Regions from separate parts of the Homo sapiens genome. Here region 2 is linked to region 1. A link is an interaction called in ENCODE POLR2A ChIA-PET data of the cell type or tissue named here. Cell type or tissue: CD4-positive, alpha-beta T cell. All regions are shown on one strand. Each heading gives the region's core, and the rest is flanking DNA. Links, peaks and the distances in the headings are about the cores only.

Evidence for each region. Peaks named below come from ENCODE experiments on the same cell type or tissue, not always from the same donor. Only the 100,000 strongest peaks of a DNase experiment are listed, where the experiment ranks them.
Region 2: POLR2A ChIA-PET joins it to region 1 with 5 read pairs; 4 of 35 experiments call an interaction of 5 or more read pairs at or near these places.

The regions. Positions count from the first base shown.
Region 1 is chr5:54,669,849-54,677,634 of GRCh38, forward strand. The region is part of intron 1 of LINC02998 (long intergenic non-protein coding RNA 2998); the gene reads right to left. Among named protein-coding and RNA genes, the nearest start is that of LINC02998, 71 kb to the right of the region's middle. In CD4-positive, alpha-beta T cell, for the core only: no CTCF peak of the experiment used is centred there; a DNase peak (open chromatin) is centred at 4,173.
Region 2 is chr5:54,723,395-54,731,180 of GRCh38, forward strand. All of the region lies in intron 1 of LINC02998 (long intergenic non-protein coding RNA 2998), which reads right to left. All of the region lies in intron 2 of LOC105378969 (a long non-coding RNA gene), which reads left to right. Among named protein-coding and RNA genes, the nearest start is that of LINC02998, 17 kb to the right of the region's middle. In CD4-positive, alpha-beta T cell, for the core only: no CTCF peak of the experiment used is centred there; no DNase peak of the experiment used is centred there.

The DNA of each region.
Region 1 (7,786 bases), core at 3,166-5,665:
CATGTTGATGACAAGAGGGGTTAGAGGTAGTTTTAATATAAAATCTGTCTATGCTAAAGAAAGTTAAACTAACTGAGCACCACACTTAACTATTACCCTCCTGGTGGCCAAGGCAAAAAGAAACCTCATAAATTGTTTAGCTCATTAAAAAGAAAAAAAAAAAAGAAAGAAAAAGGAAGGAAGGAAGTGTGCTAGTGCAACATGAGAGACAAACATTCCTAGAATAGTAAGAGAAAGTAATCAGGAGGGTTTGTTTTACATATGGTTTTAAACATCATAATAGAATTTGTCATTATAGGAAGTTTTATAGTATATATGAAACATTCTCAATTATCCCTGGCAAAAGGCAAAGGCATAACAACATTAAGTCGTGGTTTCTTAAAGGTACAATGTAATCAATGAACTCCTGGCTTTGAAGCAGTTGTGTAGTGTCCTGGAGGATGTGAAGAATTTGTGTAGCCTGAGTTTCCTTGGTCACACTACTCTGGGCAAAGTTAGAGTAACCAGCAGGGTCTGTCTGGCCCTGCCCCTCATCAACACTGCAGAATCCCTCTAGCTGCTCCTGGGAACCCCCAGGGGATGGCACATGTGTGCTCACCATATGGCCCTTTCAGCTACCATATGACCCTGCACTCAGCTTCCCCCTGCTACAGCTCCCTGCAGTGATGTTTGTGTTGGGGCATGATGGACCCACCCCCAATGAGGACACTGACACCTCCAACCTGCTATGGCTATGCTTCAAAGCCACAAAATGTATCCCCTGCTGCTGGAGCTGTTGGCACTGACCCTTCTCTGTCTCTCTCACACCCACCAAATGTGATGCCTCCCTCTCCTTCTTCTGCCCGGATTGGGGCGAGGTGGCCACAGTGCAAATTCTGTTTTTTCTGGACTCCATACAACTCCAATCTCAACCCCAACCAGAAGGCACCATAACACTTTCTTGTGCTCTCCTCTGGACCATCCAAAAGCTGCCTTCTGGGCTGCCTGACAGTCATATTCTTAGTCTTACATGTTCCTACAGCGTCTCTTCTTTAGGAGCCAACTGTGGGGGGCTAGACCAGAAATGTTCTGATTTTGAGAAAAGCGTGAAGTTTATGAGTTTTACTTTCTGATATGGGTCTATTACCTTGAACCAAGCCAGTATGCCAGGCTTTATATCCCTAAAATACGCCTTTCCCAAAAGGAGGACCATCTTCCAGGAATGTCCAGGCATGTGTGAATCCAGGAGGAACATGGCGTGAACCTCAGCAGAGACTCCACCCATATTAGCATGTCCTTAATAGCTCCCCAATGTTTGTATTTACTGCCTAGATCTTGTCCAAAGCCAGGCTTTTCCAGAAAGTGCACATTCCTCTTCTGATCTTGCATCGTGCCAGAGAGGCAGCTCTGTTTAAATAGCAATAGTCATAGTTGCTTAATGCCTGTTTCACACCGTATACTGTGAGGCATTATTTCTGCTTTTCACAATCACTGCAAGGAAAGTGCTGCTATTCAAATTTTAAATACAAAGAGGTCAAGTAGAGAGGTTAAGTGATTTCCCCAAGGCCACAATGAGTGGTAAAGCTAAGACTCAAACCCAGATTGGTTGGAATCAAGCCTAGGCTTGTCTTGTGTAATACAGTTCAGTATTACCCAGGCCCTGGAACCGAAATCTGCGTATGAACAGCTCTCTTAGGACATATTCAAATATTTTCATCCTCTTTGCTGAGAATTTAAGAGATGAATGTGGACTCCCAAACACACACAGCCTCTTGAGTCCTGGCATAAAGTCTGTTCTCAGACTTCTTTAGATAGATTTCACACTGTCATCATTTTCTAACCTAGGGTAGCTTCCACCTCAAGTACAATAGGAATATATTCTAGTAGTTGATCAGTTCAAATTTCCTGCATTTCCACGGCTCATTCTTGGCTCAGAAAACCCTGAGCCTACTCAGGCTGAGGGGGACCCCCCTCTTGTGCTTCCAGGTGTCACATGATTGAAACCACTTTTGCAAAGATTATGACAGCAAGAGAGGTCTAGCATGGCTGACTCCATCTTGCTTCTAGTCTCACAGGCTGACTGTCCTTGCTCATTCCTGGGCATACGCCAAGCTAACTATGGAAGGAATTTAGTTTACAGTTTAACTTTAGAACAAGGATGATAATAGTCCCTCCCTAAAACTAACCTCCTTCTTGCTGAGGGACAGAAGCTGCCTTTGTAAAACTAATGAAAGGCCATGAGATTAGGATTATGGAAGGGGCCTGAATTCTGCTAAAATGTAGGCATAGTTTTTATAATCCCTATGCTGGAGAGCATGTGGCCAGAGGCCATAATATTTGTGACTTTCACAATTATTGCTACAGATAACATCACTATTGTATAACCTAATATTGGTCTTTTGAGACGTTTTTCAGACTTTTGCATTCTGGCAACTGACTGACCCCACCTGGACACGTAACTCATGTCTTAATCACACCTGTGGTCACAACCCAGAGGCAGATTCAGCACACGAGGACCATTTTTCACACCCTTATGATTTCATCCCCAACCAATCAGCAGCACCCATTCCCTACCCACCTGTCCACCAAATTATTCATAAAAACTCTAGCCTCTGAGTTCTCGGAGAGGCAATTTGAGTAATAATAAACTCCTGTCCTTCTGCTTGGTCAGTCTTGCATTAACTAAATTCTTTCTTTACTGCAAGACTGCTGTCTCAGTAAATTGGGTTTATCTGTGCAGCCAGCAAGAAGAACCCATCAGGCAATCACATTAATACCCCTGTGAAAGCCCTTTCCCTGAAATCAACATTTCTTGCTATCTTGCTTTTTCCTGTCCCACAGCTCTGTTTCCATTTAGGGATTCCTGTGCAGCTGACTCTCACATCTACCTCCAGGGTGGAGCCTGTGACCATCTTTTGGTCATGTAATTGATTAGCTCAGCTTAGCCACCAGCCCCACCCTGAACCACACTGAGTCTCAGGACATTTTCCAGGAGTGCTGGGGCAAAGACACATTCTTTCTCATGGGATCTGAAAAAGGAAGCATGTTTCTCTGAGAGTTGCTTATGGCCATTTTGGGACTCTGAGCAGGGTCAGCCTTAGAATGCAGCCAGTATCCCAGAAGGCAGGTAGAGAAATGGAAAAGAAACCCAATGGCTGAGCTGCTGGGAGTGAGCTTGTCTTAGGCAAACCTTCCTTGAGAGTTTTCAGTCATGTGAGCCAATCAATTTCCTTCCTGGTTTGAGCCTGATTGAGCCAGATTTTCTGTTGCTTGCAATACAAGCATCTTACATCTACATTTTGCAATAATGGTCAAATTTTTTGTTGTCTCTCTCCCTAGATTGTGAGCTCCTTGATCCCTAAGAGAAAATTGGTTGAAGGAATGAAAGGACAAAAAGATAAAAGGAAAAAGAAATCAGTTGCTCATGTGTGTTGAGGACTTGTTTAAGGCCATTACCATTTAACTAGCTATTCACTGCTCTTCCTGATTCATGGACATTCCAATTAAAGAGCTGGATCCTTTGAGAAATCTTCAATACCAATATCCATGGTCAGGAACAGTGCTCATTTAGCAGAAAGGAGGTCAACTCCACCAGAACTTATGAAATCTGCAGAGCAAGGAATAACTCAGAGAATCTTGCAGATGAACTTGCATTTCTTATCATGTGATAAACAAAGAAACTTTAATTTATCCATCGTAAATCAGGGTCTTGGAAATAAAGCATGGGGAAATGGATGTCTATAGGAGCCCTCTGCAGAAATGTTGCCCCTTGACTCCAAGCTCAGAGAGGCTTGTATTTGAAGATGTCAGCAGCCTCCCGCTCCACAAATGAATCATGAGAAGGAGGGAATGAAGGTGGTTGAAGTAGGTGTGGGCCTTTCATCCTCTACAGTATGCCTATCGTGAGTATCTGATGTTGTTATGTGCACTTATGTGTACTTGCACACATGCACCCATCTAAAACAACATTTTCTGTTGGGAGTTTCAAAAGAAAAAAGTGAAGCTGTTACTGAAGCCCCAGAAGAAAAGATTTGCATAAATGGGGATGGATTTCTTGCAATCTCCCCTGGTGCTGCTTGTCCCAGTCCTTGCCCCACCCACCTACTACACACACAGGAACAGCTCTTCTCTGCAAGAAATGCTAGACAGGAGGAAGTGCCCTGGCCTTGACCTCCTGCTTTCACAGCATCACACATCAGTGGTGGTGAGTGCCGTGGAGGAAGCATTGCATGCATAACTGAGTTAGCAAATAGGAAAGAGGGCTTTCAGAGAGTAGTGGGGAGAAGAGGAAGGGTGGCAGAAAGTATTGCTGCAAGAACTAAGCTCTAGGCCTGGCACTGCCACCATATCTGAGCAAGTCCTTATGCTTCTCTACACCTTGATTTCTTCAATGGCAAACTGGGGAGATTCTGGGTAACAAGATAAGGCATGATGTCTGCTACCACATGGAAATAAGAAGGAGCACAAAAGCCATTTTTCCAGCTCCTCCAGGGTTTGTCCCACCACCACCACCAGCTACCAGGGAGACTGTGCCCTGAATTCCTTCTTTTTTTCCCATAGATGTTCAACAGCCTCCTCCACACTCAGAGTGTCTCATTTCCAGAAGACTCATGACTCCTGCCATGCTGTCCCATCTATGAATAGAGAAAAGGAACATTTACTTGGTACTCCAAAACTGTGGGGATCACAACGCAAAGACCACCTGAAAGAGTGTCACAAAGAAAAATACACCTGTAAAAGGCTACTAACCAGCTATCATCCTATCAACAGCCGCACACTCATTCACTCATTTACTTGTTCAACAAATATTTATGTCGAAGTTAATCACTTACTCAACAAATAATTATACTGCCAGGATCTGGAGGTACAAGAGTAAATAAAGTATAGAAATTCCTTTTTTGCTGTTTAGTTTAGTAGGAGATACAAGTAATAAAGCAACTTTAAAAGCACTATAATTAGATTGCCTTGGATAGAAAGTTATAAAGTACTATTATAGTGCACATCATGGTGGGGGCAGTGGGTTGCTCCTAGTCTGTCCAAAGGAAGGTGGAAGGGTGAGCAGCAGAAGTGATCAGGGAAAGAAGAGGTGGGGTTGGGTCTACAGAGAGTGTTCCAGGCAAGGAACAGCCGGGTGAGGCCTGAAGGTGAGAGTGAGAGAGGACAGGTGGGTTGCAACAGAGATTGTTTGAGGACAAGTGTGTGGAAGCGGGGAAGCCTGAATAAAGTGGTGGTAATAGTGTACTTCGGTAGATTCTTGGGCAAGAGCATGACCTTACAAATATACTTTAGGAAAAAAAAAACAGTCTGTTTTCTATATTCAGCATGCATTGGAAGTGACAGAGACCAGAGGTAGGGAGAAGGGCAAGGGGATTTTAGTAGTAATGAGGACAAGGACCAGAGTGCTATCCCTGAAAACAGAGAATAAAGAACAGGTAGAGCAAAGACATGGAATCAACCCAAATGCCCATCAATGACAGACTGGATAAAGAAAATGTGGGACATATTCACCATGGAATACTATGCAGCCACAAAAAGGAATGAGATCACATCCATTGCAGGGACATGGATGGAGCTGCAAGCCATTATCCTCAGCAAACTAACACAGGAACAGAAAATCAAACACCGTATGTTCTCACTCGTAAGTGGGAGCTGAACAATGAGAACACCTGGACACAGGGAGGGGAACAACACACACTGGGGCCTGTTGGAGGGTGGGGTAGGGGGAGAGCATCAAGATAAATAGTTAATGCACACGGGACTTAATACCTAGGTGATGGGTTGATCGTGCAGCAAACCACCATGGCACACGTTTACCTATGTGACAAACCTGCACATCCTGCACATGTACCCCAGAACTTAAAATAAAAATAAAAATTAATTAAACAAAAAAGAACAGACAACCAATAGGCTGTCTTTCAGCTTAGCCTATGCTGTACTAGGAGAGCCTGGGAGAGAACTCTGTTTAGAAATAAACAAGCCCAGGGATTGCCATCTATTTGCCCTGTATTCACTTGGACTTATTTATCATAGTGCTTTTTCAAACTGTGTTCAAAACTCCCTGGGGTTTTCCAGAGGTGCTTTAGAGACCCAATTCAACCATGTTGGCCTATTTTGGACAAACAAAGGCTTGAAAATCACCAGCATACCTTTTCACAGTGTACATGCTCTGTCCGAGGTCCAGTGCTCTTGGTGGTTATTAAAAGTGGATTTGTGTGTGTGTATCAAGACTGCCACGCACTCTCAGAAGTTCACTCTGTGCCCCCCTTCAAGCCCCTCTTGAAGACAGGAATCTCTCTATTTCTGGTTGTTCTGCCCCTGCCCTCCCTACCTAAATCCAGACCCTACTCAAAAAGGAAAATGGTTTCTCAGCATTCCTCCCCATGTTCATTATCTGGCAGCTCTTCTCTGGAGGTTGGAAAGAATTAATCCATTATTGTTGTCAACACAATCATAATAAGGCATGAAAATGAAGTGATGAGATCTTTTTTTCAGTCAAACCTCTTGAAGAGAAACAGAAAACAAAAACAGCATTTTATCTTTGACTAGAATGATTATTTCTCAAAGGAAATAACTTCAGTCCCGTACTTTGTGGGAGGAAAGGCACAAGATGTGGAGGATGTCCAGGCACTGTGCCTGGCTCACAGACATTGTTCATAAATGTTTGGTTCATAGTTTCTTTCATTCATTCTATAAACATAAACTCTGATCTCTAGGAGGAGGATTTTATTTGCCTCTTGAACTATCTCTTGACAAAGCCAAGTCACCACACAAATGATGCAGGCAACTGCCAGCTGGTTTGCAAATTTCCTGAGTTGCCCAAGTACAGCACAGTGAGCATGAAAATCAAAGGCTCTCAAACCTGGAAGGAACCTTTAAAAATGACCCGAGGTCAATTGCCCAGGAAAATCCCTGCCAAGTGCTGCAAGTTGAGGTTGGAAGTGTCCAGTCTCTCTGATGCAGCCAAGTCTGTCTTTGGACAACTCTGTTAGAAGGCTCTTCCTGATATTGAATTGAAATCTATCACTTCATAGCTTTTCTTTATTCCTCCAATAAATCCTGTATGAGAGACCAGGAGGCAGAACAGAATCATTCAAATCCTCCTTCTTGGCAATCTGTTGAATATTGGAAGACAGGGGCCAAGTTCTCTGAGTCTTCTTTTCTCCAAGGCCTCTGTCTCCTAATCTTTCAAACATTTCCATGGGATAAGATTTTCAAATTATCTTGGTCCTTTTCCCATTAAGAAGCTTTACTTTTCTACTCTTAAAATAGGCTGCCTAGAATAGAAATAATTCCATGTGACTTAACTAGCGCAGAAAGGAACAGACTCTGCTAAATCTGATTTCAGAGACTGCCACTCACTAGCAGCGTGGCTTTGGCAAGTTACTTCCCTTTCTAGGAAACATGGTTTAATATGTAGCCTCAAGTAAAGTGCCTACTACAGTGCCTGGCATAAAGGGGTGTCAATACCTGATATCTACCTATCAATTGCTATTATTCTTCTGTCAATGCAGTTTCAGGTGGCACTAGACCTTAAGGTGATAACATCACACTATTGACTCCTAGGTTTTACCCACAAGTAAATTCAGAGTATTAAGTGGTTTTAATCCATGGCTCCCCCATCCTTTACTCACATTGTGTGTGTGTGTGTGTGTGTGTGTGTGTGTGTGTGTGCCTAAGCATCAAAATTTCCATTTATCTTATAAAATTGTATTTGTTCAATTCAGGTCATTGTTTAATGTGAGCAAATTTAATGAACAAGACTCTATCTTTTTATCTAAGTCTAAAACTAACAAAAATGCCCCCAAGT
Region 2 (7,786 bases), core at 2,259-4,758, 53 kb after region 1:
TAGTAAGGAGTAGGCACTTGATCCAGTCTTAGGAGGAGTCAGGGGTCACCCTGATGTATCTGAGAACTGGAGGATGATTGGGAGCAAATTCTGCCCAGGCAGACTGTGAAAAAGCACCCCAGGCCCAGTGCATGGCCTTTGCAAAGGTCCAAAGGTGGGAAGGAGCAGGGCTAGTTTCTCCAGGACCTGGAAGAAGGCCAATGTGATAGGATGAAGCCAATATGAGTGAGGGATGTGGTCCATGATGGGCTGGAGAAAAGATAGTTGGGCTTTCTAGACAAAGTCAAATTTCATGGGGAATACTAAGGGGTTTTAGCTATAATTCAGGTAACTATGGGAAGACAGCAACTTTGAATACAGTGGCAACAGATTGTGTTGGAGGGAAGAGCAAGGAATAGTCGACCTAAAGAGTCCATGGGAGAAGTATAGGTGAGAAGGATGATCATGATTTAAGCTTATGTGGTGACACCAAAGTTGGAAAAAGTTAAGAGTGTCAAGCAATACTTAAGAGGTAAAATTCTCATAATTTGGTAACAGAATAGAAGTAGAAGATGAGGAAGAAAGCTCCGCAGAAAATTGCTACTGGCTTTTCCACTTGAGAGATTAGATGTACATGGAGGCATTCACTTGGCTCTTTGCCCGTGGAGTAGCAAGTGCAGCCATTCTGAAAGAGTGTCCCTCCAGCACAGGGGTGTTGCTGAGCAATGCCATATCACAGGGGCTGAGACATTCATGGATGGTATCTCCAAAAGACACTACTGGATAGGGTCCCTGAACTTCAGAGAAGAGGAAGGCTCCATTCAACTACAGATCAGCAGCCTGTCATTCAAGAGCCCTCCTGAAACACAAGGTTGTGACTGATGGTCTGGTCCAGTCACTCCACAGGCACCATGCAGTGTCCACTCACTACAGTCCTTTCCTCAGTCCACCAGCCCTGGACCCACTAGAGCCACAGAAGGATCCCAAGACCGGCTCTCACGCTGAGCACCCAACAAACTTCCTGCCCCTTCTCATTCCTCAGAATGCTGATACCTCTTTCGCTATGCCCTAAAGCACAAATGCCTCATTCTAAATGCTTTCCAGGACAAGAGACCTGGATTGCCTTTCTGCTGAAGAAAACACAAAATGGCCTGTTTACAGGTTGTTGCTGTGGGTGCAATGGATCTGAGTACAAACCTGGAAGCTTCTTTTCTTTCTGGCCTTCTAAACTCTAAAATGTTAACCCCTACCTTCTTTTTGGACAATAAAATATGATTTCCTTCAAGAGAGCTCTCACCTACAAAAACAATAGATCTGTTTATAACCCCACCTTTGTGGCAAGAGATGGAAGAAGAATGTCTCGAGTCACTGTCTAAATGCTACTGAAAGATCTTCCATGCCTCACTTCCACAGTTCGAAACAAAAGCCATCAGTTTTTAATCTTCAACAAGCCATTCCACTACAGTCAGTGAAGCTTACATTTGTGGAACATTACAGATGTCCTACAAAATCCTGTCTCCCCCTTGACCAGCTTAACTCCCCCAACTTCCCTTGTAGTTATGTGTGTCCATAAAACCCTCTCACTGTTGGCTGACTGTAAGGTGGATGCTCAAGGTGACTTTGAGATCCACATGTTGAATATGACAGAGCAACCCTCAGCCTGGGTCCCTGAATGAAGGAGAGGATAGCTGCTCCTCCTACCAGAAGACCCTCCATGACTCTTTCATGAGAAAGAATAGCTCTTTTCTTTAAGCCACTAAACTTCTGAAGTCTGATAGCTACTAGCAGCACCTTTTTAGTCATGTATGATGCTCATTGGACATTTCTAGACCATAATCTTGATAGATTTGGTAGATGGCTCTCCTATCATCCTCTTGTGCTTGCTTTAACTATAATACTTAGACAAGTAAACGGATCATTTTAATGACCTGAGATGGCTCTCCTATTAAACCATGAGCTTCTTGAAGGCAAAGACTACACTACGCCTCATCCTTCATTCAGTCTACAGTTCCTAGCCTAGTGCTTGGCATACATGAAGCTTTCAACAGATAAATTTTTATTATCTCATATTGCTTAGGAAATATTGTGTGATGGGCTTGCAAAATTTACTCACATAACAATTCAGATGTGCAGAGAAGATATACCTCTGGGCCTAATCTTTCTCATGATGCTTCCCTTGCTTGTTTGTTGGGATATACCAAAGAGGATGACTCAATGCCGAATCCAGGTAAACCTTTCTCTACTGCTACAATGTAAATAACCTCTGAGTAATACCTGTACTGTTGGAATAATTGCTGTTATTAATATTAACTTTTCTTTCTCCTACGTAGTGTCTAGGATATGAAAGGAAAAACACTGGAGTAAAAGAGTCTCAAGCCCACCTGATGTCCTCCCAATCCTAGGTGGCCTTGCCTGTAGGGAGTCTGCTTTGCAGTGGGCAGCTGCTGAATTCTTTCTCAGTTGAGTCAGGATCCTGTGGCTACTTTCTGTTAACTTTGCAGGGCAGACTTCTCTGAGTCTTTGTTATGTCCTTCCAGAGCCCCAGACCAAATTGTTCTTCCCCAGCCTTTATTATGTGATTATCTCACTCCAACCATGATGGCCCTAAGGATGACCCCCTGGCTCTCTCTTGGTGTTTATGCCATACAGAAATCAGGAGAGACTCAGGAGTGTAATCCAGATCCTCTGTCTAGCCTGCTGCTCTCTTAGCTGAGCTGTGCCTTGTTGGCATGATGTCCATTGCACAGATGCCTCTTGCAGATTTCTAGCAGGAAGTAAAATTAAAGCTCATCAAAGGGAATTCAGGACTCACATGTCTGACAGCCTTCTTTACCTACCTCTGTCTCCCTTCTTTTCATTGTCTCCTGGAGATAAAAGGGATAGACTTTTCCTGCTTCCTGCACATGAAATCCTCCTTCTATTCAGGGAACACACCTCATGGCCTGGCCATCATGGCAGAACATTTACCTGATCCAAAAGCTTATTCCTTGTTATAGAGAAATGTGGTCCAGGTGTGATTCTTGGTATGTTAAATGAGAGATAAAGAATTTCGGAAATCCTTTCTTTGTCATGAATCTCTTTCAAATATTTTTAGAAAACTCTTGTTTTCAATGTCAGATGCTAACAAATCTGAAAATGTTGATGAAACTCAAGGGAACAAATCTCGTAAGAGCTATGGTTGCTGCTGGGCATGGTGGCTCACACCTGTAATCCAGCACTTTGAGAGACCAAGGCAGGCAGACTGCTTGAGCTCAAGAGTTTGAGACCAGCCTAGGCAACATGGTGAAACCCCGTCTCTACCAAAAATACAAAAAAAGTAGCTGGGCATGATGGTGCACATCTGTGGTCCCAGCTACTCGGGAGGCTGAGGTGGGAGGATCCTTTGAGCCTGGGAGGCGGAGGCTGCAGTGAGGTGAGATCATGCCACTGCATTCCAGCCTGGGTGAAAGAGTGAAACTCCGTTTCAAAAAAAGATATAATTGCAAGTCGTGTAAATGCTTTCTGCAATCCTTTTATAATAAGCCCTCCCAAATAATCAAATAAGTCTCCGGGATACAGATATACCTTCAGTTGACTAGAAAGTCACACACTAGAAAATAATATTCCAACTCCATTTGGGACTTAGAACATCCTAAACCACTGGCTTGTAAAAACAGAATGAATAGCGTATGAGAGGACCATAATCTCATCTACTATTGAGGTTTTTATCAGCTCAGATATTGGAGTAAGTTACTGTTGCTTAATTGCTCACTCTTTCTCTTAAACTATACAGAATACAATTCCGTTTACAAAGAAACCCTATCAGCTCTGACTTCTTCCCAAGTTTGGACAGAGGATATCTTGGAAATGAATGTAGAACAAGACAAACAAGAAGTAGCTAGTTAGTTGCAGTGATTTCCCAAATTATCTAGGAGTTCATTAAACTAAAGATGCCTGAATAATCACAAGACTTGTTTATCTCTTCTTTCAAAAAGGTTAAGTCAAACATTCAGGTCAGATAATCTAAAGTAGGCATCTTATAGAAAGATAGGAAGACTAAAGCCTTACAAAGATATTAGTGTCTATTAATCATTCCGATATTACAACAAAATAGCTTTTTTTTAAAGAAATTGTTGTGAAATCTTCACAGTAACCCAAGGAAATACTCACCATTATTATTATTATTTTTATAGATGAAGAAACTGAGGATTGGAGAGATTAAGTGGCTTAATAAGGCACAGTTAGGAAGCAAGTAGTAAATAGAGTCAGGACTTGAGCCCAAGTCTTCTAACTCTCAGGTCTCTTTTCATTTCACTAAACAGACCATCAGTCTTTGTGTCGAAATCTTATTCCTCCTGATTTCTATCAACTGCTTCTTTTTTTTTCTTTTTAATACCATTGTTGGCATGTTACTTGACCAGATCCCAAACAAACAGATGATGATGCTCTACAGACTTCCATTACCTAGGAATTGGCTTATAAGCAATTTAATTCATGCTAGAAAATAATCCCACTCCTACTCTATTGCTTTACGCCATCTGCTTTGCAATGATCAGAGTTTCAGCCTAATGGGAAAAAAAATTGAATTAGAGTTTTTGTTTGTTTGTTTGTTTGTTTTAATGCTAATTTGGTAGCATTGCTGGAAGGCATTTGCCACAGACTTCAACTAGGTCATCTGCCTTCGTTGTGTGCAGAGCAGACACCTGCCAAGGTCTGCCTTTCCAAGATCTTTGTCTGTGAGAGAACAGGGTGTGGGCAGCAGGAAGAGCTTGTCTTCCCACTGAGCTCCATAGGCTTGCCACACCAGAAACAATACTGGAGCAAGCCAATATTGCAAAAAATGCATTTATACATTAACCAATTTGTCTGGGTTCTGTTTCTTTTTCTACATTACAGTTTGTAACAGTTATTACAAATTTAAATTGTCCAAAACCACAGACCAATTTTTTTAAGAAGGATAAGGAGGGAAGGAGGAAGAAGGAAGAGGAAGAGATGCATTTCTCTCTTTAAGCACTCTAAAACCCTTTATGAAATGAAAGACTCTTCAAACACTGAGCCTGGCCTCCCCTGATCCCTTTTTTGCTGAGCCAAGGCAAGCCATGTCCTGTGTCTTTTTCCTTTTACACTAGTTTACCTCAACAAAACATTCATTAGTCTCTCCTGGTGTGCTCACTCTAAGCAATAATTCATCACTTTATTAATTTAAAACATAACTACTAGCTTATGTCTTCATGCTGTGAAACTTAATTATAGAATTGATTTTTTTTTAAAAGCCACTTAAATGTAACTGGCTACATGTGAAAGTGCATTAGTAAATTTGAGCATTTAACTGACCAGAATCATGTCTGCCATGCTCTTGCATTAGGTCTGAGCTTCTCCTTCTTGCTGAAATTTCTTAGCATTGCTCCATAGGCACTTTCCTATTAGTATCACTTCTTAGGAGCCTTTAGCAAAAGATTTAAGCATTTCAGAAAAGCTTATTTATTAATTTACACATTAGCAGAGATTAACTTCAGCAATCCCTATTCCCATTTGCTATAGAAGCCTGGCACTAAATTCCCGAGCCAAGCTGAGTATACGATAATGAATAAAAAGGTATTTGAAAAGAAGATGTAAATCAGTTTAGTCAGAATACAATTTTCAAGCCAGCATGTGAGTTGGTCTCAAACGTATCTCCAACTTCCATTTGTTAATCACTGGTTTATGTGTTCACTATAAGGACAACTGGGTCGTTTTCATGATAGAAATCAACTTTCTAAAGAGATAAGACCCCTGAACTCATTGACTTTGAAGAGGGAAGGTGGTCAGGACCATGGATCCTTAGTGTACATTCCCCATATGGTTCTAGGGGTTCTGAGGAGAGAGCAAGAAGGTTGCTTGGGGAACTGGCAAGGGCACTGCCAAGAGTAGAAGATCTGGTTCCATTCTTTCTAAACTTAGCCCTATTTTCTGTCTCCAGTCTTTGGTCTCATTATTAGTTTTCTCTGTAACCAAAAGGCAAAATGTCTGCAACTCCCGTACTTCAGTCACATCTATATGACTAATGAGAACATTACCATCATGATGAAGAAACTCTACTTTTCTTCTGGAAAGTGTTTTTTTTTGTTTGTGTTTGTTTGTTTTGTTCTTTTTGTTTTCTTTTTTTGAGACAGAGTATCGCTCTGTCACCCAGACTGAAGTGCAATGGTGAGATGGTGCAATCTTGGCTCACTGTAACCTCCGCCTCCCAGGCTCAAGTAACTCTACTGCCTCAGCCTCCCAAGTAGCTGGGATTACAGGTCCCCCCCCCCACCCCACCCCCACAAAACCTAGCTATTTTTTTTTTGTATTTTTAGTAGAGATAGGGTTTTCCGTGTTGGCCAGGCTGGTCTTGAACTCTTGACCTCAGGTGATCCACCCGCCTTGGCCTCCCAAAGTGTTGGGATTACAGGCGTGAGCCACCACAGCCAGGCTGGAAAGTGTTTTTAAAAAAATAGTTATAGAACCTACCTCTTACTGAGTGAAAATGAAGAATCTTTCCAGCACCTTGGCACCTTTTCACTTAAAGAAGCTTCAGGATTTAAAACTCAGATGAGCACAACAGATATCCCCCACTGCTGCTGACAGCAGCATCTTTTGGCCAGACCAGCACTTCCTGGGCTCATGGCTTTCATCAGCATCACAGATTTCAACGGGAGCCGGCAGGCAATGGCTATTTGAGGACCTAAATAAATCTAAAGAACACTCAGTCACAATTTGGAATTTGTGAAGCACATTGGTATTATTCTTGCTTTCAAAGCAGATTATAGAATCAAAGATTAAGAAAATAGTTTTTCTAACTTCTGGCCATAAGAGAACCTCAAAAATTAAACTCCATATGAAGAATCAGGTGTAGACCACATGTTCTCACTCATAGGTGGGAACTGAACGATGAGAACACCTGGACACAGGGCGGGGAACATCATGCACTGGGGCCTGTCGTAGGGTGGGGGGAGGGAGGGAATAGCCCTAAAAGAAATACCTAATGTAAATGACGAGTTAATGGGTGCAGCACACCAACATGGCATGTTTATACGTATATAAAACCTGCATGTTGTGCACATGTACCCTGGAACTTAAAGTATAATTAAAAAAAAATTCTTTTTAAAAAAAGATTACCCTGAGATGGCCAGGCGCGGTGGCTGATGCCTGTAATCCCAGCATTTTGAGAGGCCAAGGCGGGCGGATCACGAGGTCAGGAGATCGAGACCATCCTGGCTGACACAGTGAAACCCCACCTCTACTAAACAAAAAAAAAAAAAAAAAAAAAAAAGAATGCAGGTGTAGAGAAGTGGAAATCTTATCTTTCAGAATGAAACTTTCAGAAGAAAAATATACATGTGAGAGGAAAGAAATTATATGTTGTTTACAGTGCTTAGGCCTAATATGGTGGATTACATTTTTATAGATGCTATTGTAGTTTTCTCACCATTATATTTGATGGTAGAAGAATTAATATCTCAGGGATTTTGAAAATCTATTATTTGGAGCAACATGAGACTCAAAAGCTTGGTCATATGAAATAGGGAGAAAAATTTAAAAATACTTATCATCTTTGGAACCAAGAATTTATATCAATATATGTCTCCTTTTTTTGTAACTCTTAAATTGACACTTCCAGAAATTCATCTAGAAGCTTATTCAGATCTCATATACCTAAAAATGGAAGTTATAGATAAGAAGCACCATCTGCCTCATGGAGTACCTTAATGATTGGAAACTGAATCATCCCTAAATTATGATCAGAATTTAGTGCAGAAATAGAATTAATAACTCAGCAGCCTAATATGTAGGCAATTATTTATTCTAT